Linked DNA regions of Homo sapiens: region 1 is linked to region 2. Evidence: chromatin loops called from intact Hi-C (ENCODE). Cell type or tissue: psoas muscle. All regions are shown on one strand.

Region 1 (2,500 bases), 1.1 Mb after region 2:
ATGTCTTTTATTACTAGGAAAACAATGTTCAATTCTAATGGCATTAGGCAGTACGCATCTTAAACGAACCAATGGACAGAACTGAAACTATTACTGACTGTCTTGCATTTTGCCATATGAATACACTTCATAAATGATTTGCTTTGATATCACAAACACACACACACAGGCACATGCACACACACTAGCACGCCACGCCTGCATTGGCAAAATGCTGGACTCAATCTCACAATCTTGCTCGGGCCAAGTTCCGTGCAGTTTTCACAGGAATGCAGACAGCATGAAGACTGCAGCTTAGATCTCCTGTGTTTCAAATTTGTTTTGCCAAAGCATCCCTTCTTTCTCTGTCTATCTCTTTCTCTAATGCATGCACACCTGCATGTTTTTCTCAGGAATGGCAGGCATTTACTGGGATGACAGATTATGCCAGAGGTGCCTTTGGCAGCTTCTCGCCCTCAGGGCAACCATTGCTCTGGCAGCAGTAAGTCAGTGAATAGTACAAGGTCATCCATCCCCCAGGTCCCCCGCCCCTTCTCCTGTGTGGGGCATGTGTTCCAAGGTACACTTCAATGGTTTGACACATGAGGTCATGGAAGGTAGTCTCCAATTTGGGTCCACACCATGTAAGCGAAAGCACCAAAGCAATTGGAGCTACCCATTTGCGGGTGAGATTCCTACTAGAGTACTGCACTGCTACTGAGCCTTCAATTTTGACTATCTTTAGATGTTTTCTCACTTGTGAAGAAAACCTATTAAAAGTGTATTTTTCTGTACTGCAGTGGTTTGTCAGGGTGTCTGCTAAACAAATGGGAACATCCGATTTTACATTTCATTTGAAAACTCTGAGTAGAAAAATCACCCGTGAAGCTGCCTTTCCATAATACAATTAGTGAGAAAAAAACAAACCAAGATGTCAAGCTTAATATTGGCATTGGTCAGAAACAAATTCTCTTATCAGAAAATTTACAGAGGCCCGCTGTAACCCGGAAAAACAGGAAAGGAGTATTGCTTGTCAATATAAATAACCAATCTATGTTAGCAAAACTTGAAGGATTTCTACTCATCTATTGTAGGAGAAAATTAAGTATCTCATCATGACTAACTCATATTTACTAATACATTCTATTGGAATGGCAAAGTAGAAATTTAAAGGCAGAATAGTTTTTAATTTTATTCAGGGAAACATAATACTAAATGTTTGGAAAATGAATACTTGGAAATTCAAGATATTGGGGGGAAGCAAGATGTTTTACTGCCGCCTTGTGGACAATTTAAAAGAACTGAGTTTTTATTTATGCTGGTGGTGAATATGTGAATCTTGGCCAATAATAGAATCAGACAAAAATGGGTACAGGATAGAGGTGGGATATAATCAAATATTAATTATTTAAATTTAGTCAGAAAAAGTATTTTTTTAACCCAAGGAGATCCATAAAGTCTTCAAGTGATTATGCCCTATAGTTCAAGAAATTCTTGACATACTCAAACAGGAGATGGGAGGAAATGCAATGAAATTGAATATTCGGTAATAGAGTTTAACCAGAATCATGTTCTAACTTTTTTTTAAATCCAAGGGGTTCCATGGGCACTACATAATTTTGCCACGATATTCCAAGAAAATTTTAAAAATCTCAGTTAATTATCATAGAATTAAATGCAGCACCGGAGAAGCAGTGATAAGAAAAACTGGACATATTCTGGGGTTCAGTCCAGCATTTTAACTTAGAATGTTTATTTAAACATAACTTGAGTTTATAAACTTGTTTTCTAGGGAGATTTATAGTGCTTTCTGATTTTGGCTGGATTGAAAAAGTCCAGCTTGACTTCCTGCTAAGAACGTGCTTGTGTAAACCACCTTCTTCTTGAATTTTGGCATGAAAAATATATTTTCATTGGACACATTTCTAATCACAAACAAACGTTCAGGTAGGTGCTTAATTTAAACCTAGCTACCAATATCACAGAAATAGCATAATAGAATGTTTCAGCATTCCAACACACCACATAAATTCTTGTTGACAAAGCACTAACAAATGTATTGTAATTTCTAATTTCCCATTGTTCTTCTGTTGGATAAATAATAGAAACGTCTGACCAATCCATTAAGAGAAAGATGGCTTAAGAATTTTGGGTGGTGATTTTAATTTAAAATCGAAAAAGCAAATTTAGATTTGTAATTAAAAACATTTTAAAGCATATCAAGTAATAAGATAAATGGCTCTAAGACTTAGAATACCATTTTCAATAATTTTATAGCCACTATTGAATCATCATATTTTTTTCACTGGCGGGAAAGCACCTTCAGTGAAACCATCTGAAACCAAACAATACATAATCTAAATTTTGCTAAATAATCTAAAATTTAAATTACTTATTTTTTATTATTAAAATACTTTGATCTGAGGGAGGAGAAGTGGATACAGAAAAATAAAAATAAAATAAATATAATGCCACATTCTTACCAAACACTAAGCAACTCTCCATAGGCTACATAGCAGGG
Region 2 (2,500 bases):
ATTATTAAGTGCTTACTGTCTGCCACTGAGGAATGTGAAACGAACAAAATAGGTCTCTGGTCTCATGGAGCTTACTTCTAGGGAAGACAGACAATAAATGCATAAATCAAGAAACAAGCTGGGATTTTAGATATTAATTTTGAAGGAGGAGGAGAGGAAAGCAGGATGTGACATTTAAGCTGAGACCTGTAGGGTGAGGAAGATCTAGCCCTGTAGAGAGCTTGAGGAAGACTATGCCAGCAAGGTGAAGGCTTCAGTGCTCCAGCACAGCGCATAAGGCATTGAATAATTATATCACAAATACACAAAGTAGGCATAAAATAATATTATCCTCAATGAGGCAATCCTGACATAGGTGAATTGTAGACAGAGGAATTTGTAAGGACACCAGACAAGATGGAATTCTTAACTATATTTTCTTTCATTGTAAACCAGGGAAGCCAATTTTAGCATTGCTACATAACTGAAGCACTACTGTAATTTTTTTAACATATTATTCAGGACTCAGCATGAGATGAAACTGTGAGAAAAGCTAAGGTCTTCCTCTTTAAGATTCTCCTTGCCCTAGAAAAATCTGGCTTTATTGCATTCCGGGGCAGAGCATTTTTCAGAGCGTGTGTGTGTTTGCTCTGTTCACATTATTTCTTTTCCCCAGAAGGAGACCAAACTGTTTAAAGGGAAGATAGAAACAAACAAACAACTGGGTAATATGCTTCCAAACATTCAGACACATGTGACCTTTCAGCCAGCGCAAAGATCCATGAGGCAAACAGCAGGCCAGCCGTGCTTGATTCTTTTGGAGCACAGATGCTGCTGCTTCCTTGGGGATGACCATATAAATTATACAGACCATTATCATCTCTTCTCCAGAATTTTCACTTTTGAATTCTGACCCAAAAAATACACAATTTGTTCCCCTCGAGCATGTGATTTCATGTTGCCCCAGCACCTGCTGGAACGACCAGAGAAGATTGGATTGGCCCCTTCTACCTTCTGCTATTCTGCATCCAGAAGAGGCTGTTTTCTGTTGTCTGGAGGAACGGCTGGTTTTGTTGTGCCAATCGGAGCCTTGTAGGGATGCCAGTATCATAATCTTCATTCCTCCATTTCTCTCTGGGCCTAGAACTCTTTCCAATGGAATGCCACAGATAACTTGCCACTAAGAGATGTGCCCCCTCTCTCTCGCTCTGTTTTTTTCTCTCTCTCCCTCCTCCCCTCCAAAAATCTTGCATCATTTTGTTTTCTGAATCTTTCTAGGACCTATGCCTTTCTTCTAGCTAAGCTGGGGACACAGATCATAGTGGCCTGATTTTTCCACTGTTGATAAATTAACCTTCAAAATTCTTTGTAGTTAAGTTCTGAACTACCATCTTACTATTCGTATTGATTTATTTTTCAATTTTCTCTACTGCTTCAAAATCCACAAAAGTTTCTTTTGGTATTTCCTTATAGTTTAAGTGACAACTCTAACAAAATACATCCTCTCTGCTGACCTGGTCAGTTTATACTGGTGGTTATCGCTTCTAGTTTCTTCCTTAAAAAAATGCTCCATTGAAAAATTATCAAGAAATTCACTAGAATGTAAGCTTTATGAGGGCAAGGATTTTATCTTTTGTTTTGTTTTCTCTTTTGTCCTTAATATCTAGAATGGTGCCTACTACACAGTAGCATGTGATGAATATTGGTTGAATGAATGAGTGGATGAAATTGACATCAGACTTGCTTGTGTGAGGGGCCTTGGCTGATGCCCACTCCTTCTTCTCATAAGAAGGTTCTGCCAAAGTCAAAATGAATTCTTGAAATCATGTTAGCTGCAAACCCATCAAAATTCCAACCTTAGCAAAAGTCTTGGAAACAAACACATTTTCCCCCCAAATTTTTCTAGCAATCTACTATCCATTCAGACATTTCCATAATTCGTCGCTAAAACAGCAACAATAAGCTACACAATGTAGGTTGTTCAGGAGCCCTACACAGGATTGAAGACTGGGTATTGAGAAGGTGGAGTTAGTGAGAGAAACAAACCTCTCCACATGATAAACCGTCTGGTCAGTTTTAGTGACTTCAGTACCTGAGATTCAAATGCCCTGGACATCCCAGAAGAAGGAGACTTTTAATTAGAGCATCCAGGTGAAGCTCTTGCCTAATTTAAATTCCATGCATCATCCTGAGATGCAATATCCTAAAGTTATGATTCTATTTGTTACCACTTCCTTTATTGCGTTTTGTTTTTAGGCTGAGAGCTATGGGGCTCACAACATATCTGACATTGTTTATGGAGTCGTGGACTCTAATAAAGTCTGCTTAATCATGATGGAATAGGTTCAGCTTTGCCAGAACTGAAAAATGGGTTGGTAGCCACTGAGCACCCTGTAGAGCCCACCTTGAGGTTCTCTTCAAGTTACAGTCTCATCTTAAGCACTCTGTTATGAAAAGAAAATCATTTGGTTATGTATAGAGCCAGTTACAGATAGAAATAAGACTGATTTCTGCTCTTCTT

Evidence for each region. A loop is a pair of places that touch in the nucleus more often than their neighbours do. Peaks named below come from ENCODE experiments on the same cell type or tissue, not always from the same donor. Only the 100,000 strongest peaks of a DNase experiment are listed, where the experiment ranks them.
Region 1: it touches region 2 in a loop (2.8-fold over the local background); 40 of 110 quality-filtered maps call a loop at or near these places.

Annotation. Positions count from the first base shown.
Region 1 is chr3:70,530,017-70,532,516 of GRCh38, reverse strand. No RefSeq gene overlaps it. Among named protein-coding and RNA genes, the nearest start is that of MDFIC2, 220 kb to the right of the region's middle. In psoas muscle, a CTCF peak has its summit at 1,245 (motif pointing left); no DNase peak of the experiment used is centred here.
Region 2 is chr3:71,593,867-71,596,366 of GRCh38, reverse strand. No RefSeq gene overlaps it. Among named protein-coding and RNA genes, the nearest start is that of FOXP1-DT, 10 kb to the right of the region's middle. In psoas muscle, no CTCF peak of the experiment used is centred here; no DNase peak of the experiment used is centred here.